Regions from separate parts of the Homo sapiens genome. Here regions 1, 3, 4, 5, 6 and 7 are each linked to region 2. Evidence: chromatin loops called from intact Hi-C (ENCODE). Cell type or tissue: OCI-LY7. All regions are shown on one strand.

The links. A loop is a pair of places that touch in the nucleus more often than their neighbours do. Peaks named below come from ENCODE experiments on the same cell type or tissue, not always from the same donor. Only the 100,000 strongest peaks of a DNase experiment are listed, where the experiment ranks them.
Region 1: a loop joins it to region 2, with 7 times the contacts of the local background. A loop is called at or near these places in 64 of 110 quality-filtered maps.
Region 3: a loop joins it to region 2, with 26 times the contacts of the local background. A loop is called at or near these places in 64 of 110 quality-filtered maps.
Region 4: a loop joins it to region 2, with 3 times the contacts of the local background. A loop is called at or near these places in 3 of 110 quality-filtered maps.
Region 5: a loop joins it to region 2, with 11 times the contacts of the local background. A loop is called at or near these places in 80 of 110 quality-filtered maps.
Region 6: it touches region 2 in a loop (11-fold over the local background); 2 of 110 quality-filtered maps call a loop at or near these places.
Region 7: it touches region 2 in a loop (9-fold over the local background); 2 of 110 quality-filtered maps call a loop at or near these places.

Annotation. Positions count from the first base shown.
Region 1 is chr22:33,565,484-33,569,483 of GRCh38, forward strand. The region is part of intron 5 of LARGE1 (LARGE xylosyl- and glucuronyltransferase 1); the gene reads right to left. Among named protein-coding and RNA genes, the nearest start is that of MIR4764, 130 kb to the left of the region's middle. RefSeq lists an enhancer at 477-546. In OCI-LY7, a CTCF peak has its summit at 2,477; DNase peaks (open chromatin) are centred at 2,808, 3,218 and 3,778; H3K4me3 peaks cover 2,132 bases; H3K27ac peaks cover 2,669 bases.
Region 2 is chr22:33,300,580-33,304,579 of GRCh38, forward strand. It overlaps LARGE1 (LARGE xylosyl- and glucuronyltransferase 1), which reads right to left. Exons shown (of 15, transcript NM_133642.5): 12 at 3,650-3,928. Among named protein-coding and RNA genes, the nearest start is that of MIR4764, 130 kb to the right of the region's middle. In OCI-LY7, CTCF peaks have their summits at 1,616 (motif pointing right) and 1,834; DNase peaks (open chromatin) are centred at 1,232, 1,632 and 3,462; H3K4me3 peaks cover 1,545 bases; H3K27ac peaks cover 1,614 bases.
Region 3 is chr22:34,109,672-34,113,671 of GRCh38, forward strand. The region is part of intron 2 of LINC01643 (long intergenic non-protein coding RNA 1643); the gene reads left to right. Among named protein-coding and RNA genes, the nearest start is that of LINC01643, 94 kb to the left of the region's middle. In OCI-LY7, CTCF peaks have their summits at 1,744 (motif pointing left) and 1,945; a DNase peak (open chromatin) is centred at 1,730.
Region 4 is chr22:33,384,640-33,388,639 of GRCh38, forward strand. All of the region lies in intron 7 of LARGE1 (LARGE xylosyl- and glucuronyltransferase 1), which reads right to left. Among named protein-coding and RNA genes, the nearest start is that of MIR4764, 50 kb to the right of the region's middle. In OCI-LY7, a CTCF peak has its summit at 1,855; no DNase peak of the experiment used is centred here.
Region 5 is chr22:33,577,471-33,581,470 of GRCh38, forward strand. The region is part of intron 5 of LARGE1 (LARGE xylosyl- and glucuronyltransferase 1); the gene reads right to left. The region is part of intron 1 of LOC105373007 (a long non-coding RNA gene); the gene reads left to right. Among named protein-coding and RNA genes, the nearest start is that of SNORA50B, 130 kb to the right of the region's middle. RefSeq lists a silencer at 2,192-2,261. In OCI-LY7, CTCF peaks have their summits at 2,193 (motif pointing left) and 2,401; DNase peaks (open chromatin) are centred at 461 and 2,181; H3K4me3 peaks cover 456 bases.
Region 6 is chr22:33,745,791-33,749,790 of GRCh38, forward strand. All of the region lies in intron 2 of LARGE1 (LARGE xylosyl- and glucuronyltransferase 1), which reads right to left. It overlaps LARGE-AS1 (LARGE antisense RNA 1), which reads left to right. Exons shown (of 7, transcript NR_038950.1): 6 at 625-667. Among named protein-coding and RNA genes, the nearest start is that of LARGE-AS1, 23 kb to the left of the region's middle. In OCI-LY7, a CTCF peak has its summit at 2,235 (motif pointing left); DNase peaks (open chromatin) are centred at 2,181 and 3,131.
Region 7 is chr22:33,016,877-33,020,876 of GRCh38, forward strand. All of the region lies in intron 1 of SYN3 (synapsin III), which reads right to left. Among named protein-coding and RNA genes, the nearest start is that of SYN3, 40 kb to the right of the region's middle. In OCI-LY7, CTCF peaks have their summits at 1,555 (motif pointing right) and 1,764; a DNase peak (open chromatin) is centred at 1,585.

The sequences.
Region 1 (4,000 bases), 260 kb after region 2:
GTTAAAGCTTATGCTTATTCTTTTAAAACTGTAATTGAATAGATTACTACTGCTGCCTTCTCTTTATTCTCAGATAAATAAGAGGACCTAGTCATCACGCGACACTCTTCACCTGACAGCAATAGAGGACACACACATAGGACAGAAGGAGGACCTAGTCATCACGTGACACTCTTCACCTCCTAGTCAAGGAGGACCTAGTCATCACGCGACACTCTTCACCTGACAGCAATAGAGGACACACACATAGGACAGAAATGAACCACCCATGGAGCACTGACATTATGATCCTCACATAACATAATGGAACAATCAATGGCTTGCAGGTGGGCAGAGTCATCAGCGAGGTACACACACGGGTGCCATTTTGTGTCCAAAGGCAAGGATAAAAATAAAAGCACCAGTGTGATGAAAGCTCTCATCTATGCACAGTCATTTATGAAGATCACTGTGGGCAGAGGCCCCAACCTAGCTGCCATGGGGAGTTTCCATGGGAGCCAAAGCACACTTATTTTCAAGAGGGTAACACTTTTAATAGAACCCTTTAAAACAGGGAACATGGCCACCTTCTCAGGATTCCAAAAAATATTGATCTCCTTTGACCTTACAAATACCATGTTGAGGAGATGTTCTTAAAAAAATTCAAATTTAAAAATTTTGTTTTAGACACCAAAGTTTTATTCCCAAAGATGTTCATCACCATGTTACCAAAGAACAGCCATCAAAATGCCCCAAAATGGAACAATTAATTCAAACATGATACTCTTGTTTTTCTGATAGCATACTATGTAATTGTTTAAAACAATGTGGATCAAGATATAATTTCTAAAAACCTGCATATGATGTTAAAGGGGAAAAAAGCAAGCTTTAAAACTGCTTTTACTTAAAAACAACTACGTGTAATCAAACCAAATGAAACACATTCACCCAAATCTATGCAAAGGAAGAAAAAAATAGCAGCAAGACATCAAACTGTGTGCGGAGCTGGCTCCTTCCGGGGGGTTCTTGGTCTCGCTGACTTCAAGAGTGAAGCTGTGGACCTTTGTGGTGAGTATCACAGCTCTTAAAGGTGGCGCAGACCCAAAGAGTGAGCAGCAGCAAGATTTACTGTGAAGAGCGAAAGAACAAAGCTTCCACAGCTTGGAAGGGAAGCCGAGAGGGATGCCGCTGCTGGCTGGGGTGGCCAGCTTTTATTCCCTTATTTCTCCCTGCCCACATCCTGCTGATTGGTCCATTTTACAGAGCACTGATTGGTCATTTTACAGAGTGCTGATTGGTCCATTTTATAAAGTGCTGATTGGTGTGTGTTTACAATCCTTTAGCTAGACACAGAGCACTGATGGTACATTTTTACAGAGTGCTAACTGATGCATTTACAATCCTTTCGCTAGACATAAAAGTTCTCCAAGTCCCCATTTGACCCAGGAAGTCCAGCTGGCTTCACCTCTCATCAATTTCAAAAAAAGCATCCCCAACTCTGTGTATGAGTCCCTGTCACCCTACACCCAGGCATCATGGAGGTGGGGAAAAAGGACAGAAGTTCAAATCTGGGCTCTAGCCCCACACAAAGCATTTGATCTCTCTAAGCCTTGGTTTCTTTACCTGTAAAATGGAGTGTGTTTCAGAGATGGAATGGGTCTCATGAGTCAGCATGGGGAACCTGTCTCATAGCTGCCCTAAATTGGCCTCCTGTGTGCCACCATCACTAGACTATGATGTTAGAAAAAAATGTGGTTACTTAGTTTTTTTTTAAGAGTAGTTGCTCATTTTTAAAAGTTGGTAAAATGGAGACGATGCCTACTTCACACAGTGGTATAAAAATTAAATTATATTAAAGGACTCAAGGGCGTGGTACACAAAATATACTCAGTAATAAGCTCCCGCCCTTCTTCCTGATCCCTCTATCTTATTCCATGTATTTAGCTATCAGTGCCTCTTTTGGTGCTTCCAGATGAAGGTAAGGGTCTGTGGGATGTATGCAGGAGAGCAAAACACCCTGGGTGGTAGATTCAGGCATGCCTGGATTTAGATTCTAGTATCATCACTTAATCGCCATGTCACCTTGGACAGGTTTGCTCAGCTTTTCTGAGTTTCTGCTATTTATAAAGGTCATGATTTCTTTTTTAAAAAATTTTTAATTTTAGATTCTGGGGGTACACACGCATTTTTGTTACATGGGTACACTGTGTAATGGTGGAGACTGGACTTCCAGTATACCTGTCACCTGAATGTTGAACACTGTATCCAGCAGGCAATTTCTCACCCCTCACACAGCTCTCACCCTCCCCTCTTTTGGAGACCCCAGTGTCTATTATTTCCAGCTTTGTATCCAGGTATGCCCGTTGTTTAGCTTCCATCTGTAAGTGAGAACATGTGATATTTGATTTTCTGCTTCTGAGTTAGTTCACTTAGGATAATGGCCTCCAGCTCCATCCATGTTGCTACACTTACTTCATCCTATCAGGCAGTGTGTGGGTGGAAACAGCACACTCTCCTGGGGAATCTAAGGAAGATTTAATAAAAGGACTATTTAATCTAAGTATATGCAGAATTAGGGGCAGTAACAAGAACCGTGCAGTTACTTGAGGAGGGGAAGAGTACTTGGGGCCATTACCACCCCAAGGCCAAAAGGGCCCAGGCCAGCAGATGCTGGAATCCAGAGAGAATTGCTGTTTGAGTAAGGCCACCTGGCTGAGGCAGTGACCTTCAGCAGAGGGACACAGCCTACCTGTGGCAACGCATAAGCCAGAACAGGAAAAAACATCTCAACCTCACTTCCCTCCTGCCCACCAGTCTCCCGGGAGGGCAGCCCTCCAGTCAACCCTAACGGAAACCAGAGCGAAAGCGAGACTAGAGATGCTTTATGCATCAGCCTCATGGAGCATAAAGTGAGGGTTACGGCAAGAGAGGACCTAGAAGGAAAAACCTCACACAACCGAGTCATACAGTTAACACAAGGGCAAATTAAATGAACAACAACAAAATCAAAGCACAATGCCCTGGCTGGGCGCAGTGGCTCACGCCTGTAATCCCAGAACTTTAGGAGGCTGAGGTGGGCGGATCCCCTGAGGTTGGGAGTTCGAGACCAGCCTGAACAACAGGGAGAAATGCCATCTCTACTAAAAATACAAAATTAGCCGGGTGTGGTGGTGCATGTCTGTAATCCCAGCTACTCGGGAGGCTGAGGCAGGAGAATCACTTGAACCTAGGAAGCGGAAGTTGCGGTGAGCAGAGATCGCACCATTGCACTCCAGCCTGGGCAACAAAAGCGAAACTCAGTCTCAAAAAAAAAAAAAAAAAAATAAGCACAATGCCTTGTATATAATAGGTACAAAACACATATCTGGAACAGATGGATGGATGGATGGATGAATGCATGGATGGATGGATGGATGGATGGATGATGGATGGCAGGCAGGCATAGGAAGGCGGGCGATTTGTCTACAATCCCACAGCCAGCAAGATGCAAAGCTCTAAGAGTCAGAATTTGCCAGGAGAAGGTTTGTGTTCTTTCCCCAAACTACATTATCCTTCCTTTAGAGTGAGCCATCACCGTTAAGATCCGAGGACTCAGTGAGGAATTCCCTCCCATGTGCTTTATAAACATCTTCCTCATGAAAGCCCTGGCCTTTGGAGCTCAGCTCAGCTTCCTCTCTCCTCTAGCAATCTGCCTGAACTGAGGCTTGGCAATCATTAGTCCATGCTGCAGAGCTGTGCTATTTAATCAGACCTTTGATTAACTTATTCATCTATTTTGGTTACCATCAAAGCAGGAGAGCTGGGTGAAGACTGAACACGAGAGTGATGGGTTAAGCTGTCTAATTAGATTGCCCTGACTCTCCGTTTTATTTTTAACACACATGTGAGGCACTCAGTTACACTGCAAAACAGGAAGACTACAGGAATAAATTAATCTCAACATGAGCCCAGTCCTGAATGTCACTCCAAGTCCCCAACTTAATACATAATCAATTAAGTCCAAGTGTTCAATTAGTTGTAA
Region 2 (4,000 bases):
TGCCAGGCTGGAGTGCAGTGGTGCGATGTCAGCTCACTGCAACCTCTGCCTTCCGGGGTTCAAGCGATTCCCCTGCCTCAGCCTCCCTAGTAGCTGGGACTACAGGCATGCACCACCATGCCCAGCTAATTTATGGTATTTCAGTAGAGATGGGGTTTCACCATGTTGGCCAGGATGGTCTCGATCTTCTGACCTCGTGATTCACCGGCCTCGGCCTCCCAAAGTGCTGGGATTACACGCGTGAGCCACCGCGCCTGGCCAATTTTTGAAATTTTTTGTAGAGATGGGGTCTCACTATATTGCTCAGGCTGGTCTCGAATTCCTGGGTTCAAGCAATTCTCCCACCTCAGCCTCCTAAAATGCTGGGTGACAGGTGTTAGCCACTGCACCTGGCCAATATTAATATCTTGACAGAGCTTGGGTACAGAATTTTATGGGAGATCAGTGCTGAGAAAGTCAGTTTCTAGAAGGGTCTGGGGGCTTCATTGGAGTCCTCAGCTGCCACAGCAAACAGCACCCTTAACCTCAACTCCCACCAGTGATGCTATGGTGTGCACAAGGGGCATCCACTGGTAACGTCTGGGTCAGAAATGAATCCATCTACTCACCAGAAAAAATGTCCCTGAAGCCAAGGGTAAGTTGATATGATTATGTCATATGAAAAGAACAGTGTCTGCTTATTTGGGGCTTCCGAGAGAATGACATTCCTCATTGATTCTCATAAATACTTTGGTGCCTAGGAATTGTCTAGGTCAGAGGTTACACTCTGGTAGTTTGGGGTGGGGGTGTGAGGAGTCAAGGCAGCCTGAAGGCATATTTTGTCGGCCTCAACAGCATTTGAAATGATTTTTTTGCTCCAAATCATCATCTAAAAACAATTTTTAAAAATTAGTTGCCAACATTAAAAAAACATTTTATATGAAAATCCAGATTCCCAACTCCTCTTGAAAAATATGAATACCTAGTAACCTTCCCTGCGTCCATAAAGCAATAATGGCACGATTGTGTGGAGAGACGACTGGCTCCCTGAGACCAGGGCTCTGGTCTCTCTATTGAATTGTACTCAGCATTCTTGGGAAAAGTCTGGGAAGAAAGTAATAAAGTTTTAAAAGCAATTTGCAATATTTCAAAACCCCTGAGGGGAACCACATACCTTCCTGTGATAAGGTAGCTAAGGCCAACTACCACCTCAAGTGACTCTGCATTAAGCAAGTGCTAAGTAGAAGGGCACACTAGCTACCTCACTTCAAGTAGGGTCTGGATTAGCAGTGAACGATGCCTTTAATTAATAAAACATAGAAAGACAAAGAAAAAAAAACTGTTCATACGTATTGCTTTTTAAAACATGATGCCCATGAGGTCAAATAATTAAATAGTCCTTGCACAGGGAGTAGAGACCACAGACTCATACGGGGCCAGCTCACTTTCAATTGGCTGGAGCGAAGAAGAGTCCCAGAGGGGTGGAGGGTGGGCAGGGGTCCAATCCTGAAGCCTCTTTTCTTAGTCTAGGGTGGCACTCACTCCCATCATCTATCTGTTCCCTTGGGAGCCTGTCATCCCGGAAGCTGCCCAAGTTTCAGAATCTGCAGGCATCAGAGGCTGCAAGCCCCGTCTGGCCACATGGGGGCACCCTGGCTCCACACACTGGATTCTAAGACCCAGCAGGCACTGGCACAGGCGCTGGGGCTGGAGGGAGTGCTCCATTTCTGCAGCCTGGTGGGTCAGGGGTTGAGGCTCATGGTGCTGGGTACCACAGCACCTCCCATTCCCGATTCAGGGTCATGCTGCCTAGGGGTCGCTGACCCTACTGTTTTTAACAGAGTCTGGTAGGGACTCCTCCCGCCCCAGGGGAGGGATTAACACTAGGAAACCCGGAGATGTCCCTGGAAGGACACGGACTCAGAAGCTGGAGAGAGAACACAGGCTGCCTGACCTTGCTCCAGACAGCGCAGGGCACGGAGGGTATGCAGGCTAAACCTACGCTTTGGCTTCCCGACAGAAAGTTTAAAGACTCCTAGAAGCTCTTTTCAGAGAGAAAGAGACAGAGGCAGTAAGAGAAAGATACTAAGAGACAGAGAGACGGAGTCAGAAGGAGGGAGGGAGAGCAAGAGAACGAGAGAGAAAGAAATCAGACCTTGCCTGGTTTGCGACAAACAGAAACCCCAGCGCAGCCCAACAACGTGTAGCAGGGTGACGGGCAGACCTGGGGCTGCAGACGCTGGTTCACACCCTGGCGTGAGCTCTCTGGACTTGGACTGTTATTTTGCTTCTCTGGGCCCCACTCTTCCTTCCTGTAGAATGCAGGTAGCTATACCTGCCTCTGGGGTTCGATGTGTAGAACCAATGGGATGATATATGCAAATCACCTCTCATGGTACCTGGATCTAGGCAGGCACTCACTAGGTATTGGCATAATTCATGCTGACCAATGGCAGTAAATAAAGGATTTTTTTAAAATGTCATTGGACCATGATACTGTGTGACTTTAGTTTTCTCATGTGTGAAATGGGACCTTTGGGCCATATGACTTCCATGGCTCCTATCAATCCGAATTGTGTACTATTCTGTAATAAATGCACTCTTCACACAGCCATCTAAGCCTTCCATTAGCCGAGTGCTTTCTCCAGCTGCTGACACCCCGTCCCATGATGTGGGGGGAGCTGGAAAGGGACACTGGAGATTCACAGAAGCAGTTGTCATGGTGCTTATGCACTTGGCTCTGCAGCCAGACTGGCTGTTTCCACCCCAGTTTCCCTTTCCTAGATGAGTAACCCCGGGCCAACGGCTCCTGGTCTCGGTCCCACAGTTCCCCATTTAGAAAAGGAAGGTGATAATACTACCCACGGCAGGGACTTTGGGGGAGGAAATGAGATCCTACCTCTCAAGCACTCAGAACAGTGCCTGGCGCGCAGCAAACACTTCCATAAGCACTAGGCATCATCATCACTTAGATTTGTTTAAAAGACTGGGCAATAATCTTTCTTGGGTTATATGAAGGTTGTCTGGTCCAAAACCAGAAGAAGGAGGGTATGTTTTCTTCTATTTATTATTATTATTTTTTGAGAAGGAGTCTTGCTCTGTCACCAGGCTGGAGTGCAGTGGAGCAATCTCGGCTCACTGCAACCTCCGACTCCCTGGTTCAAGAGATTCTCCTGCCTCAGCTTCCCAAGTAGCTGGGATTACGGGCACATGCCACCAAGCCCAGCTAATTTTTTTGGTATTTTTAGTAGGGGGGGGGTTTCACCATGTTGGCCAGGATGGTCTCGAACTCCTGACCTCGTGATCCACCTGCCTCAGCCTCCCAAAGTGCTAGGATTACAGGCGAGAGCCATCGCGTGCCTGCCTGAGGAGGGTATGTTTTCATAGATGCTACAGAAAAAGCAATAGACTGGCAGACAAAAAGAGATGTTCGCTGGACCAAGCTCTGCCATCAACATTTCCTTCTGCAAACTCAGGTTTCAGTCTGTTCACTGAGAACTCTATTGCTGGGTGGCTGTGGGCAGGTCCCTTCCCCTTTCTGGGTCTCTGCTGCCCCATCTGGAAAAGAAACCTGTTGGACTAGATGATGACCCTAAGGGCCTTTTGGTCCTGGCACTGCATGGCCCTATGTGCCTTCTGGCCTGATGGCCAGGCCCCTGCAGGTCCTTACCTGAGGTACTCATAGAGCCCATACATGGGCAGGAAGTCAATGTCAGACAGGAACATGTAGGGAGTGCTGATGTGCTTCATGGCCACGTTGCGCAGCAGGTTCACGGGGTAGAACTGGCCCTCCTTGTACACGATGTGGTAGCCCACGTTGTGGCGGCTCATAAGCACCTCAGAGCCCTGTGCGTAGCGGAGGAACTGCTGGGCCTCGGCGTCTGACAGGTAGAGGGCCAGGCTGATGGGCCCCTCCCAGTGCTTGCAGATGGCCTCCAGCATCTGGAGCCTGGAAGAGACAGGGAGGGTGAGCCGCGGGACCTGGGCCATCCATGCATCATCCGCCGGGCCTGTTGTGGGG
Region 3 (4,000 bases), 810 kb after region 2:
TTAGGGTTTATGGAAGTGTGCTTTATGAAGCTCGCACAATGATGAAATCTCCTAATGATGCATTTCTCAGAGTGTATCCCCATTGTTAAGGGATGCATGACTGTTCTTAGAGGTGAGGTGGAAGTGACAGATGCCACAGGGTGGCTAGGGTGCTCTGGAGACAGCCGGAGGTGAGGAACAGGAGAGAATGGGTGGACTTCCAACGGCGTCATTCCCTAACTGTGCCTTCTGGACCTGCGTAATCTCTCTGAGCTTATTTCCACACCTGTGCAATACCTGCACACCTGAAGGACAGCGATATCCTTCAGGCAGTGGTGGGATGGAATGAGGATTTCTGAAGATGCTGCTACAGTGTGTTGTTATGCTCCATGCATGTTGGTCCTCTTTTCTTTGGCCAGGAGGAGGGGGAGTTAACTTCCTCCCATTGCAGCAGAGAAGGCTGATGATGCAGGTGGCATCTGAGCTGGATCTTGAAAGATCAACTCTTCACTGTACTGGGATATCTAAGGGTCAGCTCTGGGCTGATTGAAAAATTCTGCATCCACATGACAGTGGCTTGGACCATGGCATGTTAATTTCCTATTGCCGCTGTAATAAGTTGCCGTGAATTTAGTGGCTTAAATAGTACAAATGGATTCTCTTTCAATTCTGGGGGTCAGAAGTCTGAAATGGGTTTTGCTGAGCTAAAGTCAAGGTATTAGCAGGACTGTGTTCCTTCTGGACACTCTGGAGGACAATCCAGTCCCTTGCCCTTTCCAGCTTCTGGAAGCCACCTGAATTTCTTGGCTCCTAATCCAGCCTCAAAACCAGCAGCATGGCCTTGCAATTCTGTCTGACTCTGACCCTCCTGTCTTCCTCTTACAAGGACCCTTGTGATTGTGTTGGGCCTACCTGGATCACCCAGAGTCATCTCATCTCTGTGATGTAAGGTAGCATATTTACAGGTTCTGGGGATCAGAACGTGGACTTCTGGTCGGGTATGGGAGGGCGGTGTTATTCCTTCTACTACACATGGCGAATCTGATTTCACAGAGTTTTCACTCTATTAAATGCCTTGTGCTGACTTGGGTACTGGGAAGAGTATTTCATGCCTTCTTCAGTACTGAAGAATCTGTACTGGGTACCACTTCAATGCCACACAATACAAGTTTACTCCTCTAATTTCCTAGATGCAGGATGGGGAGAGAGAGGCATACAGCTGATGTCTCGCCACCTGCTAATCATCCCTCCCCCAATTAGCTAATCCTGGAAATCCCACACTGTAGATATTTATTTCTTTAATATAAGCCTTTGATTCTTTCAAACAAATGTGTGAGAAAAAAAAAAGGAAATGGAGGAGGGAGAAAGAGAGTAACATTATTTGTTGTTATCAGTTGTTTGAATTTCAGTATGAATTAATTTTTGATTATTTTTGTTGTTGAGAACAAATTTAATGGAGATAAGAAGAGAATAAAAGGACTTTTAGTGTTTAGTTGTGTAGAAGGAATGGAATCCATCAGACAATGTGTTAGGGGTGGGTTTGGGTGGAGGTAAGAGCTGGAGAATGTGATGCTGGAGGCTAAAGATCAAGTAGCTCTTTCAAATGTGGTCTCTACCATCCAGTCTTGGGCTCTGGCTTTTCCAGGCTGTTTTGACTGGCATTTCTCAGTAAGCTCACCTAGAATCATTAAGTTTATCCAGAGTCTGCTGTTTGAATGTGTAAGGTGCCTCTTCTCCGCTGCTATGACCGTCACCATTGGAAGCCCTCTAGTGGACAGGATCTAAACATGCACCCGTGTCTCGGGAGCCATACTCTGGTTGAAAGGGACCTGGAGGGGAGAACCCTCGGGTGTGACCCCTTCCCCTAATATGATTACCCAGGCAAAGGGACCCAAGCCACCTCTCTGCACTCCGGAGATCTCCACGATTCTGCCATCCTTTTTGGCACAACCCCAGGGTTGCATTAATGGAAACAGGACACTTATTATTGAGCTGGTTTTGCAGGGCTTGTGTAATGGAGAGCTGCAAGCTGGAAAATACATTGGATTAAGGACAGCATAGTTTTTCATCAGCACAAAAAGGAGCCATAGGTCAATATAGACTTTCTGCTTCTGTGGAGTTAGCCCTTTAGTGTTCCATGTGGGGTGAGCAGGGCATGCCTTTGGGTGACCAGCAGAAAGCGGCCTAAAAAAGAGAGGTTATCACTGATTCAGCTCCAGACTGCAAAATATGACATCAGGAAGTTGTATTAGATGGCTCAGGCTGCCATAACACAATACTAGACTGGGAGGCTTAAGCAACAGAAATTAATTTTGTCCAAGTTCTGGAGGCTGGGAGTCCAAGTTCAAGGCGTGGCAGCGTGGGTTTCTCCTGAGGCCTTTTCCCATGCCTTGCAGATGGTCACCTTCTCACTGTGTCCTCACATGGCCTTTCCTCTCTGTGCAGGCATTCCTGGTGTCTCTTTCTCTTTTCTTATAAGGACACCAGTCCTACTGAATCAGAGCCTCACTCTTACGACCTAATTTAACCCTAACTACCTCCTAAAGACCTTATTTCCAAATACAGTCACATTGGAGTTAGAAGTCCAATGTGAAAAACATCAATTCTGAGGAGGATACACAATTCAATCTAATAACATGGATGGTATTTCTTGGGGAAAATACATATAACTTGTAGGACAAATGTCTATTCGGGGGAAAAAAAAACAGCTACTGAAGACAAATTTCATTCTGGAAAAAATATCCCATGGAAACATATACTTTCCAGCAAAAAAACACTGGAAAACATATACATCGGAAATTATTTTTATTAAAAATCCCCCCTCCCAAGAAAAAAATATTCTCTAGGGAGAATTTTCGTTATGAAAATGTTCACTGTGAAAATATTTAATAGGAAAAGTATCCATTGGAAAAATCATTGCCAAAAAAGCGAGGGAGGGTGATGACATACTGGAGAAATATTCTTTCTAGGAAAAATGCCTTTCAGGAAAAATTTTACTAGGAGAAATGACGACTCAAAAAAGATGCATGAGGTGGGCGGATCGTGAGGTCAGATCGAGACCATCCTGGCTAACATGGTGAATCCTCGTTTCTACTAAAAATACAACAAAATTAGCCAGGCATGGTGGCGGGCGCCTGTAGTCCCAGCTACTCAGCAGGCTGAGGCAGGAGAATGGTGTGAACCCGGGAGGCAAAGGTTGCAGTGAGCCAAGATCGCGCCACTGCACTGCAGCCTGGGCAACAGAGCGAGACTTTGTCTCAAAAAAAAAAAAAAGAAAAAAGAAAAAAAAGATGCGCAGAGGAAAACGTCTACCAGAAAAAAAAAAAAACTTAGTATGAAAAATACCTATAGAAACATATCCTGAATGGAACAAATACCCACTGGGAAAATATGCATAGAAAAATTATGTTCATCATGAAAACAGCCTTTGACTATGTACCTGTAAAAATGAGGAAACTATCATTTATTTTGTATACACCACGTGTCATGCATTCTTCTCAGAGTTTCCCACCTATTAATTTATTTATTCCTCATGAGAGCTTTATGAGGTAGGCACTATCTATGCTCCAATTTACATATGAAGAAGCTGATGCGCAGCGGTTGGGTAACTTGCCCAAGTTTGCACATGAAGTAAAGGGCAGTCCTGACTTTGAACTCAAACAATGATTCATTCATGCAACATTTATGAAGCACCTACTGTGTGTCAAGCACTGTGTTAGGGAATGAGGTCTAACACTGGCTGAAACATAAGCCTCAGTTTTAAGAAATTAACGTGGGAGACAGATTCATAAGCAGACTATGAAACTATAGGGAAATGAGCCTTTGTACATTCGCCTTCACATTGGTAACTGAAGCAAAATGCTCCCACCAGACTGAAGTTTCTTTGTGCGTTTATGAAAGAAGCTGCTGTCCTGGGTCTGCGGCAAACCACAGCTCCCCTGGGAATAACAGCCTCTGGGAAAACATAAACACTCAGGAGAACCCTCATGAGTGCATTGGGAAACATAATCCCAGGAGAAAG
Region 4 (4,000 bases), 84 kb after region 2:
GAGGGCAGGGAGAGCCTAGCATTGTATGGAGATGGACAGTGGTGGTGGCCGCACAACAATGTGAATGGACTTCATGCCGCTCAACTGTACGTTTAAACATGGTTAACACGGTAAATTTATGTTATGTATATCTCACCACAATAATGAAAAAAAAGATTCTAGCTCTGCACTGGATACAGAGCACATTCCTTATAGACATTAGGTTCTCTCCTGTGTTTTTCCCCAGAGATATGACCACCTACCTAGGTTGAGCTGATAGGTGGAATTTGTACGATGTATACCATTTATCCGTACACACAAAAGCAGCTCCTCTGTGACTTTATTCTGGGTATGGCTTTGCCAATTTGCTTGATGATTACTGACAAGCCATATGGGCCTGTCTCAGTCTTCCTGATTTCAAGAGGGTCTTTTTGGCCCATCCACGCTGGGTCTTTAAGGTGAGCTCCAGAAGCCTGTGAGCTCATAAGAAACTAATAATAAGAGGTGGTTCCTCTTCCTTGGTATCTTTTCTTGGTTACTTTCTGCGGAAGGGACCTGGGTGAATGGAGGGTTGTTTAGGGAGGGAAACTCCCCTTGTCTATATCCTTTTGTGTTTTTTAAAACGCTAAAACAACAGCCGGGTGTGGTGGTGGTTCATGCCTGTAAACCCAGCACTTTGGGAGGGGAGGTGGGTGGATCACCTGAGGTCAGATTAGCCTGGCCAACATGGTGAAACCCCATCTCTACTAAAAATGCAAAATTAGCTGGGTGTGGTGGTGCATGCCTGTGATCCCAGTTACTTGGGAGGCTGAGGCAGGAGAATCACTCGAACCTGGGAGGTGGAGGTTGCAGTGAGCTGAGATCGTGCCACGGCACTCCAGCCTGGACGACAGCGCAGGACACCGTCTCAAAAAAAAAAAAAAAAAAAAAAAAAAAGCTAAAACAACTAAACATATTATTCAGGCAAAAAATAAATACATCAGTTAAAATCTAAAAAAGAAAAATACACTTAGGCTTAGCTGAATGGCTGAGAAGCAACTATCTACCATCAGGTCAGTTAGAGCAAGCAGAAAAAGCCCTGAGCACGGAACACAAAAAGCCGAGAGAATTTCCCTGCAGGCCACTGCAGTCAATTTGGTGGGTGGAACTGTAGCACCCAGAGGCCCCCAAATCAATCCTCTTCAGGATGCTTAGCTCAGCAGAATGGTCAGTGGGGAAGACTCAAGGCAGTTGAAAAATGATCTTAGTTGAAACCTAGCACCTGCATTTCCAAGACTCTAGGAAAGAAACTGATTTCCCCAAATCACATACAAATGTCAACTCTAAGCCTCTTTACTTATTCCAGTGGCACATATTTGGAGAAAAGATATATTCACCATTTAGTGAAAGGTGTTTGGCCAGGTGGAGTTGGAAAAAAAATAGTATCTATATGGCTATGGGAAGATTGGGTTAATACACAGAGATCTGAACTTGTAAGTCTGAAGGACAAATTAGATCTGCTGCATAGGTCCTTTGTGCTTTGTTAGGGTTTTTGCACATCACGTATCATTTCCCCTAATGCTCCCTGAGATCTCTACAAGATAGATTTTGTTATCCTTATTTTATAGGTGAGGAAACTGAGGGGCTAAATCGGACACTTGTCAATTCACTGTTCAAAAGTAGCTATGTCAGATTCAAACTCAGATCTGCGTGATTCCAAGGCCAGTGCTTCTTCCACTCAACCACATAGACTAGAGCCCCAGCAATGTCACTTTGGAGCCATGGGACTCAGGTCAAGATCTGTCTTTTGTTGACTCTCAGTTTCTATGAGTGTTAAATGAGAAAAATGCTACTTGCCCTGCACAGCTCAGAAAACTGTTGCGCACTCTTGTGGTAGGCTGGTAATGTTTAACCATCAGCTCTCTGGGGGAAAAAAACGGCCGGATTTGTAGCATTTGCCAATTGCCAAGGTGTAAACACTCCCATCATGGCTAATTTCAAGCTAGCAATATCATATCACTGAATATGGAGTTGGGGAGGAAGGTACACAGTGGAAATTGTTCGCCATAAATGTATTATCTGATTGTTTTACTCAGATAAACAATGTTGGGGGGGGTAGAAAGAAAAGAAACATTTACAAAGTTACAAACCAAGAGAATATAGTGATGTAAGTCACTGGTGACTGATTTAAGAAAATATATTCCAGTCAAAAATATGAATGAAGCCGGGCATGGTGGCTCACACCTGTGACCCCAGCACTTTGGGAGGCCAAGGTGGGTGGATCACTTGAGGTCAGGAGTTCAAGACCAGCCTGGCCAACATGGTGAAACCCCGTCTCTACTAAAAATACAAAAAAATTAGCTAGGCATTGTGGTGTGTGCTTGTAATCCCAGCTACTCAGGAGGCTGAGGCAGGAGAAGTGCTTGAATCCAGGAGGCGGAGGTTGCAGTGAGCCGAGATTGTGCCACTGTACTCCAGCCTAGGTAACTGAGCAAGACTCCATCTCAAAAAACAAAAAACAAAAAACAAAAAACAAAAAAAGGGCGGGCAGGTGTGGTGGCTCATGCCTGTAATCTCAGCACTTTGGGAGGCCAAGGTGCACAGATCATCTGAAGTCAGGAGTCCAAGACCAGCCCCGCCAACATGGCGAAACCCCACCTCTACTAAAAATACAAAAAAACTAGCCGGGTGTGGTGGTGCACGCCTGTAGTCCCAGCTACTCCTGAGGCTGAGGCACAAGAATAGCTTGAACCCAGGAGACGGAGGATGCGGTGAGCTGAGATTGCACCACTGTCCTCCAGTGGGGGTAACAGAGTGAGACTCTGTCTCAAAAAAAAAAAAAAAAAAAAGAAAGAAAGAATTTCATTAATCTTATTACAAAAATGAATTATAATTAGGTTGGATAGATGCTCCAATGTATTAAAAAATGGGGGGGGGGATGGTGGGAAACTAGAAACAATGATGAAATATATTAATGCACATTTTTGAAGCCTCTAGAGAGGTCCAGGATAAACCTATGAGTCTCTGGTGACCAAGCTGAGAACTGATGCTTTTAAATGGTGTGAGACTTGGCAGATGTGATTTGCCAGGTTGCCTGAAAAGTCGGAATGTCTAAAACAGATGACTAAATGCAGAGATGCAGGATCATCCTCCCTGTTAGCCAGTCTTTTCTTTTGCGTGACTTTAATTTTTAAAATTATGAACTATTTCAAAACAATAGAAAAGCACACAAACTAATATAATGAATACCCACCACCTAGATATAATGGTTGTTATAATACCTTGCCACATTTACTGTTAAAAAATTAAAGCATTACAGATAAATCTAAAGTTCATCTCATTCTACCTCCTCTCTTCCTCAAAGGCAGCCAGTATTCCCAGGGGTCTGTGTTTTATTCCTAGGCTTGTTTTTATATTTTTATCCTCTATGCACATAATAACACATGGTATTTTTAGTGTGTTTTGGATTGCGTATTTCCTATTCTAACTTGCCTTTTCACCCACTGTTATGTCTTTAAGATTTAACTATGTTAGTATTTCCTATCTAGTTTAGTCACTGTAATCACATCATCCATTTTATACCTATACCATAATTTATTTATCCATTCCTCTCCTGAAGGACATTTTGGTTGTTTACTATGTTTTTGCCATTATGAACAATGCTGCAATAAATATCCTAATCTTGATTCATGTCTCGAGAGCTTAGCTAGGGTGCAGCTTCCAAAGTTGGACCGGGATTGCCGTGTTGAAGGCGCTCCTTGTCTTGAAACATCTTCAACTACTCCATCTTCCATTTCTCTTACAGTCAGCCATTACTGAGTCCACAGATTCTAAATTTAAAACACCTTTTACATTTCTTTTATTCATTCATTCAACAGTTATTTACTGAGTAGCTACTATGTGTGAATTCACAGAAATAGACTTGTACTTATTTTGCTTCACTACTTTCACCAATCTCATGGGCTTTTTAAATTTTTTTATTTTTTTAGACAGAGTCTTGCTCTGCTGCCCAGGCTGGAGTGCAATGGCACGATCTCGGCTC
Region 5 (4,000 bases), 280 kb after region 2:
AAAACACACTTCTCTGTTGTCAAGTTCATCTGGATATTTGGGGAGCAATTTCTCTCGCTCTCACAACCATACCTTCTTCCACTCTTACCTCCGCCTTCCCATGGAGCCATCTAAAAAGGGCAGCCACATAGGCTGCAATTAAAGAAGCCCCACACTGCTCTACATTAATGAGGCACTTTGCTTTTCATTTTCAGAGGGCTCTTTAGCACTTTGTAGGTGACACCCTTGCCTGTGACAATCTCTGTTACTAGCTGCGGAGATACACCTTGCAGGTGAGTTTAAACACACGGACAGCAACTTACAAGCAGGCAAAGACAGTTGAGGAGGATGATCCAGAGTTGTCCCTTTATTAATTTCTGATTGGTTTAAAAACTGTTTTCTTTCACCACACATAGAAGGCAAAAGTCTCTTGGTGTAGTAAAAGGAAAACCTTGTCAATGGCAGTCCAAATGTCTTCTGGCTGACAGCCAAAATGAATCTCTTCACTGGTCACCCTGAAAAGATGATGGCTTCACTCAGCTCTTGTAATACATCTAACAAACATTAACCAAAGGTCTTATTGCAATTTTGAATACTTTTAACCTTGACCTTCAAGCCCTGCTTCAGAAGATTTAGACCGTGGTAATATTGACATTCACCTCCCCCCGCCAACAACAGGCCTTTACTGTTTAATATGATGGTTGTCAAGGCAACCAGATTGTGAGGATGGCTGTCTAACCTTTCTAGATTTAGAATTTATCATACATGAGAATGCAGAAGGGAAAAATGTCACCCTTAAAAAGTAGTATAGAAGACGGTACAAGGTACAAGGTAATTCCATTGTGCCTTTACTTCCACTTGGGGATTTGGCTACTGATCAAAGGAATTCCTAATGCTCTAAATCCCCTTTAAAAAAATCACCTAATTCCGAAAGTGAGTCATTTATCTAAACACTCATTGTGTGTGCCAAATTCTGTACTAGATACTAAGGAAAGAGGAGTAAATGAAAAATGTTCCTCTTTCTTAGAAGATCACCATTAAATGGGAGAAAATATTATTATGTTTATAATAACAATCGCATTTGTTGAATGCTTACTATGTAACAGACAGTATACTAAAGCAATTTACAAGTATCTTTTAATTCACCCAATAACCTTTATTACTGTGTGTGATGTAGACATCAAGGAAATCACCCAATTATAATGAATTATAGGAGCTGGGATTAAAAATCAGATTTGCCTCTTTCCAAAAACCTTAATCGTTTTTGGAAATGGATTCAAATATGATACTCACATGATTATTACACAGTGAAATCTGTATATAAATTCTTACCAACATTCTTAGAACATAGCAAAATTAATTGTACTCAGAAATGGGAAGTAAAATCAGGAAAGACAAAGGTGACTACTAGATTGAGCTCATACTGTTAGCAGAAACAAACATTCCAATGCAGTTATAATAGAGTCATACACCTTCTCAGAACAAATGTTTCTCCAATCTCTAAAGGACTGCAAGTGGCCAGTAACGCTCTACTGAGAAAGCTGTTAACACCAAAATACAAAGCAGGAAGGGAAGCTTGGAAACATATGTCCAGACCCAGGAAGATTGTTACAATGGATTTTTAACTTCTGTACTTTAGAGTGTGTGATATGGTTTGGCTGTGTCCCCACCCAAATCTCATCTTGAATTCCCAGGTGTTGTGGGAGGGACCTGGTGGGAGGTAATTGAATCATGGGGGCAAGTCTTTCCCGTGCTGTTCTTGTGACAGTGAGTAAGTCTCATGAGATCTGATGGTTTTAAAAAGAGGAGTTCCCCTGCACAAGCTCTCTCTTTGCCTGCTGCCATCCATGTAAGATGGGACTTGCTCCTCCTTGCCTTCCACCATGATTGTGAGGCATCCCCAGCCACGCGGAATTTTAAGTCCAGTTAAATCTCTTTCTTTTGTAAATTGTCCAGTCTTGGGTATATCTTTATCAGCACCATGAAAACGGACTAATACAGTGTGCCAGGGAAAGTCTCAGCCTTCTAAAACTAACGGTTAGCATTTGTACATTACGGAGGGTCCTGAGCAGGAGCCAAGTGGAGCCTGGATGTCCTCCTTCAGGACACTGATAAAGACCTGCTGCAGCCCCAGCCCAGGGCTGGCCACACTTTGGAATTACATGGGCGCACTACTGGGCCTACCCCAGAAAAACTAAACTATGACATCTAGTGGTAGGGCCTGGCATTGCTGCTTGTTTGGGTTTGGAACACAAGCCATGCTAAAGTGTCATCCAGAGTGGCCCCTAGCATTGTTTTGGTGGTGTTGTTTTGTGTTACCAACAGTACCAAGTGATTCTTAGGTGCAATCAAGCCTGAGGTACACAACAATTGGGAAGTGAGCCAATCAATTAATTCTAACTGCGGAAGATCAAGACCCAACTTAATAGCACAGCTCTGTAACTTTATTTTCTGTTTGCACAGAATTGCTGAGTTCCTACATAGTATACATATTTTTTAATCCCCTGGGAATATTTAAGCGTCCTTGATCTGGAAGCAACATGGAATGATGGCACGAGCACTGTCTTCAATACAAGCTGGAGTGTGGCAATTCCCTTCTCTGAATTTCAGGTTTTGCATCTGTAAAGCAGACACAAGGCGGCCGGGCGCAGTGGCTCACGCCTGTAATTCCAACACTTTGGGAGGCCAAGGGGGGCAGATCACCTGAGCTCGGGAGTTTGAGACCACCCTGACCAACACGGAGAAATCCCATCTCTACTACAAATACAAAATTAGCCAGGCATGGTGGTGCATGCCTGTAATCCCAGTTACTTGGGAGGCTGAGGCAGGAGAATCGCTTGAACCCAGGTGGCGGAGGTTGCGGTGAGTCGAGATCGCACCACTGCACTCCAGCCTAGGCAACAAGAATGAAACTGTCACAAAAAAAGAAAAAAAAAAAAGCAGACACAAGGCCACCTATTGCTCTGTCAGCCTGAAAATGGGATGATGTACAGGAAAATACCCAGCAGAGGACCTTACAGAATCGAGCTGCTGGTTCATTCTGAATCAAGAAGGAAGAAATATTTCATTATGTGACAGGTGGAATAAAGGCCTGATCACAGTGAGTGAGCTCGAGACGCTAGTCCTTTACCACATGGCATCAGTTGTGATTTTCTCTCCTTTATAACGGCTGGTTTTGGAGGGTGGGACTTATGTATATATACAATGTAAGGGCAACACACACACTCTGGGACACAATGTACAATAAGTAATAGCAGCACATTAATAATAACAGGGGATGAGAAAGGGGAGTTTCAGCAGTGCTATTATGCCTCTGAATAAGATGTTGATCATTGCTTGCTATTTTCTCTTCAAACATGTTATTTAGCCAGTAGTGAGCAGATTTAAAACCCACTGGGGTTCTTGAATTCAGCCTGGCTGAGTGGTTAAATCCAATGAAAATATTCTAGTTAGATGAGTTTTTAGCCAAGGGAGTTGAGTATACAAAAGCATACATAACCGGTCAGTTTGTAAGACGTCCATCTTTCAAAAATGATAATAGGAATGATGATGATGATGACAAAAGTAATAAGAATGCATGTGCAGCATTTTCTCATTTTCAATGAAATTTTCCATCTATTATTTCATTGGATGCTTGAAATAAGTTTGTGAATTAAGCAAGTAAGGGATTCATACCTCTATTTTACACATAGGAAACTAAGACTTAGAAACATCATTGTCTCAAATTGCACTGCTAGTAAGTGGGAGAGTTAAAATTTGCCCCTTCTGACCTTCAGGAAAATCACTGTCATAATGTGGAGGGCCTTCTAACACCAGTACCTAATGCTGGAACTTTATCATGGGAAACAGATGGAATTAAGAGACTGTGAAGCATCACGTACTGTTCTCAGCAAGAAAATTCACATTTTGATACCTTTGTGCACCTTTTCCTAAAATCAGCTTGGTGAAATGGTACAACCAGGGATGAAAACTTGAAATGTTTCCAAGTTTCCTATCCAAAGTAACTTTGTTTAGAAATAAA
Region 6 (4,000 bases), 450 kb after region 2:
ACCGAGCCCACTGAGCCTGGGTGGAAGTTCCGACCTAGTACATTTCCTAGGATCTGTGAGGCATTATTCACACATAGGGAGAGGACCAACTCTACCTGATCCCTGTGGAGAACTAACCAGGAGGGAGCGACCTTACATAGAAAAAAAAGAGATCTAGAATCATACCCATTTAAGAAATGAAAGAAACCTTAGAGAGATCACACAAGGCATGCCTGCCTGGGTTCAATCTCAGCTTTACCTATTTTCAAACTTCTCTGTGCCTCTGTTCCCCCATCTGCACAATAAGAATATCAGCACGAAAATTAGTCGGGTATGGTGGCATGCGCCTGTAGTCCCAGCTACTCGGGAGGCTGAGGTAGGAGAATGGCGTGAACCCGGGAGGCAGAGCTTGCAGTGAGCAGAGATCACACCACTGCACTGCAGCCTGGGCGACAGAGCAAGACTCCGTCTCAAAACAAAATAAGAATATTAGCACCTACTTCATAGGACAGTTCTGAGGAAGAAACTAGTTACTACAAGTCAAGGACTTGGTGCCTGATGTACAATAAATGCTCCATAAATAGTAACTAATATTATTTTTATTTCTGGCACTTCAAGATTCATTGAGCATCTACTCTATTTCAGGTATTTTGCCAAAGACTAAGGATTCGGAGATGACTACGGAAAGGTGAGTCCTCACTATCTGGAGTGTGTGAAATCCAAACAAATAATAATAACAATGACTTGGCCAGCGGAATGAATGAATAACCTTGGTGATCCACCCAATGGCACTGGCACTTTGTGCTGGGCACTTTTGTAGGCAATGTTATTAGAGTCCACAGGAAAGTTCTAAAAAGGAAGTATGCTATATAAATGAAGTGCAATTCAACATAATAAATGATTAACAGAAGTACAAACAATATATTTGCCAGGCACTTGGTGTGAAAACTAAGATTTAAGTCAGAGGAGATAAAATAGGGAGTGAGGCTGTTGTGCAAGACAAACAGTAGGCACTCCATCAGCGATGTTGTTACCATGCTGGTTATTATTAAATCCAAGTCCTGGAGCCCAGGAGAGGAGGAGGGGGCGCTGAGACCAGGAACCCAGAGGCTGCACTTAATCCAGGTCAAACTTCTCAAGTGGGCCAGAAGAGAGGCACTTGTTCAAAATACAGACACCTGGGCACCTCCCCTGAGGAACCCCATTTAGTAGATCTAGGGCAGGATTCTGGGCTGTCTTGTTCATTAAGTGCCCCGGGGTGGACTGGAAGTCTATATATTAAACAAATGCCCCAGGTGATTCTTATCATCTAGCAAATGCTGGAACCAGAGATCTAGGTGACCTCCTTATAGGCAAGAAGAGGAAATACTCTCTCAGGTTCCTCTGAACTTTGATTAGCAGCTAAAGGCAAGTCCAGATTGAAAGGACTAAGCTTCCCGAGGAGAGGAGAGCAAGGAATGAGAAGCCAGAGGCCAAGGTGCCAAGATCCACTTTGCAGGCCTGTGTGACAGGTCCCTGCCTACCCTTCCTGACCTCATCCACCATGTTGCTTCTCCTCCTGACCTCATCCACCATGTTGCTTCTCCTCTCTTCTCTTTCTCTCCAGCCACCCAGACTCCTCCTTGGCATCCTACAAAAGCACCAAGCACTCTCCATCTCTTGCTCTTCTCCCTGCCTGAAACTCTTTTCCTTCCCCTCACCACCTGGCTCTGCTTAATGTCACCAGTAAGAGAGGCCTGCCCAGATCACCCTATTAACACAGCATTTCCCTTTCCCCACTCCTCACCAAGCCCATTGCCCTGGCACTATCATCTCACTTTGCTTTATTTTTCTTTGTTGCACTTATCAACACTCAGCAGAGCATGATGTTGTTCGATCATCATCTCTCTCCATCCACTAGGAAAACTAAGCTCCATGAGAAGAGGGGACTTGCCCATGTGGCTCAGGGCTCTATGCCCAGTGCCCTAGACAGTGCCTGACTGTGTGTGCGGAATGAATGAATAACCTTGGTGATCCACCCAATGGCACTGGCGCTCAGTGACCTCATCTGAAATGGTAAACCCTTCTTCCCTAATTAGGTTATGGGGGGATTATTTCACTGTATCAAGAAAGCTCATGTCCAAGAGGGCCAAGCAAATGAATCATAATTGTTATCAACAGGTGCAATGGAGAGGGTTCCCAGCTGGGACACCACCTCAAGCATCCATCACTGGCTGTGTGCCAGAAATGGGGCACTGTGTGCCCTCTGCTGGAGCAAAAAAAAAAAAAAAAAAAAAAAAAAAAGCCAACTATCCATTATCTAAGGCTCCACCCCAGAAAGAAGGAATCTTGGCATGGCCAGGGTTCTTCCTATCAATGCAGGTTTGTTTTTTTTTTTTTTTTAGACAGAGTCTCAGTCTGTCGCCAGGCTGAGGTGCAGTGGCATGATCTCGGCTCACTGCAATCTCCACCTCCCGGGTTCAAGCGATTCCCCTGCCTCAGCCTCCCGAGTAGCTGGGATTACAGGTGCCCGCCATCACGCCTGCCTAATTTTTTGTATTTTAGTAGAGACGGGGTTTCACCATGTTGGCCAGGATGGTCTCAATCTCCAGACCTCGTGATGCACCCATCTCCACTTCCACCTCCCATCCCGTAGCTTTAAATATTCAACTCTGTTGACTCCTTGAGCGACCTGTTGCTTCCAGAAGTACAGTCAACATATCCAAAGCAGCTGCTGAGACAAAATGACTCTGCAAACCTAATTCATGCTAGGCACCATGGACTCGTTTTCATCTTGCAAAAACCCTCAACAGCACCCCCAATTTACGCAGAGTCAATTTGCGGTAAGAGAGGTTAAGTGACTCAATGTGGACACACAGCATTTAAAAGGAGGACTGGGACTTAGACAGCCCCATCCAACATATCTGTTAGGAAAGTGATTAAACTCTGCATCAGAGGATGGCCCTTTCCTCTTTGTTCTTTAAAGTTCTCACTACAGGTCATTTTGATGAAATAATTTAATTTTCTCCAAACATGGCCAATGCATTCACAAGGAAGTGCCAGTGCATTTATGACCACAGCTGCAGTATGTTAGGAAGTCTCTCCCTGCCCCTTTCTAATGCCTGAAGAAGGCTGCTGAGGCTGTGAGCTTCGTTATATCACAGTTCTCTAGGTTTCAGTTCCTCAGTTGTAAAACAAGGGTCTCTCTGGACCAGGTGGGTGACGTTTTTGCATCCCTCCCAGGAGACTTTCCAGGATTCTAGAAAAATATGAGAATGAAAGGAAAAACAAAGATTTGTTAAATGACCACTGTCGGATGTAACAGGTCATTTAGTCTTTATAACAGCGGTGTAAGCTACAGGTTGTGCTCTCCTCTTTTTTTTGAGATGGAGTTTCGCTCTTGTTGCCCAGGCTGGAGTGCAATGGCACAATCTCGGCTCACCGCAACCTCCGCCTCCTGGGTTCAAGCGATTCTCCTGTCTCACCCTCCAGAGTAGCTGGGATTACAGGCATGTGCCACCACGCCTGGATAATTTTGTATTTTCAGTAGAGATGGGGTTTCTCCATGTTGGTCAGGCTGGTCTCGAACTCCCGACCTCAGGTACCCGCCCTCCTCAGCCTCCCAAAGTGCTAGGATTACAGCTGTGAGCCACAGCGCCCAGCCCTGTGCTCTCCTTTTTATGGAGAAGAAACTGACCTGCAATGATGTTGAGTAACTTGTCTATTTCACTCTGTGATTTAAATGATGTCTACTAAAATTCAAACTCCCATCCACTTGTCCTTGGGGGCTATGTTCCCCCAACCATCAACATTTGCCCTATAAAAAGTCCTTCTGTAATTTTCAAAAGTTTTATCTGTTTAGGCTGTAAGCCAGCCTAGATGACTCCTGATGTCCGTTCCTTCTCTTGATTATATGAGTCTATGACAGAAACAAAATGCAAACTGCATTAAAGGATTAACTGAATTTTTTCGTTATACTGGCTTATAAGAATCCTGCTAGCCACAGAAGTTCGCATGTCTTCTCTGTTGTCCAAGATACCCC
Region 7 (4,000 bases), 280 kb before region 2:
TGCTCTGCAGAAGCTTTTTAGTTTGATGCAATTCCATTTGTTTATTTTTGCTTTTGCTGCCTGTGCTTTTGGAGACACTTGGACAATGTCCAAGAAATAATTGCCCAGACCAATGTCATGGAATTTTCCCCCTTTGTTTTCTTTTAGTAGTTTTATAGTTTCAGGTCTTATATTTAAGTCTTTAATCTATTTTGAGGTGTTTTTTTGTATGATGTGAGATAAGGGTCCAACTTCACTCCTCTGCCTACGGATATCCAATTTTCCCAACATCACTTATGAAGAGACTGTCTTGTCTCCATTGTGTGTTCTTGTCACCTTTGTCAAATTTCAATTGATTGTAAGTGTGTGGGTTTATTTCTGGGATCTCTTTGCTGTTCTATCGGTCATTGTGTATTTGTCAGTACCATGTTTTGATTACTATAGCTTTGTAATAGATTTCAAGTGCCTCTAGCTTTCTTCTTTTGTCTCAAAATTGCTTTGACTATTCAGATTCTTTTGTGGTTCTATACAAATTTTAGGATTTTTTTATTTCCATGAAAAATAACATTGGAATGTTGATAGGGATTGCATTGAATCTGCAGATCATTTTGGTTAGTACGGACATATCATTCTTCCAATCCGTGAACACGGGATACCTTTCCATTTATTTGTGTCACTTACAATTTCTTTCACCAATGTTTTATAGTTTCCAGTAAGAAGGTCTTTCACCTCCTTGGTTAAATTTACTCCTAAGCATTTCATTTTTTGGTGCTATTGTGAATGAAATTGATTTCTTAAGTTCCTTAGCAGTTAGTTTGTTGTTAGTATAAAAAAATGCTACTGATTTTTGCGTGTTGATTTCGTACCCTGCAACTTCACTGAATTTGTTTATCGGTTCTAACAGGTTTTTTTTTTTTTGTAGAATCTTTAGGATTTTCTATATTTAAGATCATGTCATCAGCAAACAGAGACAATTTCACTTCTTTCAGGAGTGATCTTTAGGCTGAAACATAAAGGATGGGGAGAGAGAAGTGTATAAGCAAAGGCACTAAGGTAGGAAAAAGCAAGGCACATTTGAAGAACAGAGGGATGGCCAGCTCCATCAGGAAGTTAGAACAAGATTCTTGTAAGAGAATGTTTAGAAAAGCAGAGAGGGGTCAGATCATGAAGGGCCATGTTGAAATCAATTTTGATTTGAAGCCAATTGTGAAAGTAAGCCATTGGAGGGTTAGAGACAAGAGGGATATCTGGTCTACCTGGCCACTGTGTAGAAATAGACCTAGAGGATGTGTCTATGAAAGGAGCCAGACAGGTTAGAAGGCCGTTGTAGTCATTTTGGTCCACAGATGTGAAAGTGGGGAGCTGGATTATGTAATTTTCAAGGTCTTTTCCTCTTGAATCATTAGGACAGGACACAGGATATCGCTCCAATGCCAAACTTAATCTGATGGCAAGACAAGGTGCGGATGAGAGGGATTCTGGTGAAAGCCTAGGAAAAGACAGGAAGGCAGGGAAGACGGGCTGGGATAGAACCCAGTAGGCCCCGTGGGTACCCAGCCCCATGCTGCCCTAGCACTAACCACTAGAGGGCAGGAGTGACCAGACCAGACAGAAAAAGAGACTTTATAAGGCAAGTTTGCAAGCTTACTTCTTGGAGGCTGTGGCATGAAGAAAAACTTCACTGGGAAAGGTTAAATAAAGGATGAAAGACTTTCCATACTTGATGGTGAAGCCAGAACCAGAAGTAAGGTGAAAATCATAAGGATACGTTTTGCATCAAAGCAGGAGGAATGAGAGCTGCCCCACAGCGGCAACAGCTACTTTGAGAAGAGATGAGCCACTGATCAGCCTGGACAGGAGAGTGGACATGTCTGCTTGGGTGACTCATTGACACCCCAAACTTCTTTCCTTGCTCACCCTCAGATGAGTTTATGCACCTGGGTTCCCCACTTCCGGAACCCTGTGACCCATCCACTCACTGAGACCTGAACCTAAGTCTCACACTTTGCTCCTCCTTAACCCTGGTGAGTTTCAGCCACTCAATCTCCAAGTCCTGTCAACTCTGTCTCCACTAACATCTTCAGCATCATCCCCTCCTCTCCATCATTCCTACCATAGACTTGGTTCACGTGCTGCTAAAGCTCTCTCCCCTTGCCTATTACAACAGGCTCCTAATCAGCTCCCTCCCTCTAAGCTCAGTCATTCAGTCAACTTTCCACAGAGCAGAGAGAGCTTTCCAAACTACAACCCTAACCAGAGGAAGCCCCCTCGTGACTTTCCACATATCCCTAGGATAAAGGACACACTGTAACCCAGAAATACCTTAATCATTGCCATCTTCTTCAAGGTTTTCCTTGCTACTTTGGCCATGCAGGATGAAACTCTTCTAATGAGTCATGCTCTTCCAAAAGTCCATATCCTTTGTATATACTTTTCCCTCTGCCCGGAATACTGCATCTTATTCCCCTTTTCCTTCACTGCCTGGATACCTAGAGAGGCCATGAAACCTGTAACTGGGAGCACAGGTTTCAAAGGCAGACAGACTCTGGTTCCAATCCCAGCTCTGCCACTTACTCATGTAATATCTATGAGAGTTGGGGTGGCTTATTCAACCTCCGTGCCTCAGTTTCCTCATCTGTAAAACAGGAATAAAAAATAACGGCTACTTTACAAATTGATATGAACACTGAATGAGATAACTGATGTGACACAGTGCAAGGCCTGACATGTCAGGCACTACATGTACTAGCTCCTGCTGTTATTTATTTATTACAGTTGATTTTCTTGTTGTTGTTTGTTTTTGGTTTTGCTTTTGTTTTTGAGACTGGGTCTAGGCTGGAGTGCAGTGGCGCGATCTTGGCTCACTGCATCCTCCCGCCTCAGCCCCACAAGTAGCTGGGACTACAGGCACGTGCCACCACCCCCAGCTAATGTTTGTATTTTTTGTAGAGGAGGGGTTTCACCATGTTTCTCAGGCTGGTCTTCAACTCCTGAGTTCAAGTGCTTGGATTGTAGGCATGAGCCACCACGCCCAGCCCCATTGCTTATTCTTAGCAATCCACATGAAGCTACTGGGAAGATCAAATGAAAGAATGCACAGACGTGCTTTTGAAATAATGAATGATTATACAAATAATAGTAATGAAACATCGTTTTTAGTAGTGGTATCTTTACAATATCATCAGGATGCAGAATTGTTATTCCTGACTTCAACCATCCCTGAGAGTCATTAATGCTTAGAGACTCTGAACACAGAGGCCCCACAGTCACATAGAGGCCCCAAAGCATTTAACCAAACACCTTCAGATTTAATTCCTCCAGAGGAGAAGTATTCAGTTGAATAGTTAACCATGGAAACGTGTTTGTTCACATAGACCCAATCCTAGGAAAATGGAGAAAGTGGTGAGGTTTATTTCTGGATCCTGTACCTCTTTCAAAACCCATCTTCCTCACTTCTTCTTCTTCTCAATACCTCACCCCTAAGATCAGATCTCTTGGCAGGACCTTGTCATTGGAGCCTCTAATTCAGAGAAGCCTCAGGACATAGGAGATGGGGTATTTAAGAATAAGAGAGGGTGTCTGAAGAGGAGGACAGGCCAGATGCCCAGCCCAGAGTACCAGCACCTCAATACAATCACGCTATTAAAATGATTCTTCCAATGGTATAAGGTATAAGGCCTGAAAGCAATCTTTTTGCTCAGTCTTTAAGATTCACTGAGGTGACTCTATTGATGATACTTTGGGCACCATGACAAGCAAAAGGGGAGAAATTTCTTTTGCAAGATTGGGTCATACAAAAGGCCAACCTATACCACTTTGAAAACAAATCCTATATAAAAGGGACTCTTCAAGTGCAAGCCCCCTCCCAAACCCAGGCTAAGGACTACAATGGCCTCAGCACTCTGGTGCTGGACACAGGTAGACAGAGGCAGTAAGCTTGAAGGTTAAGTTCATGGATCCTGGGACCAGGTTGCTTGGGTTCCAATCCCAATTTTGCTATCTACCACCTACAAAGCCTCGA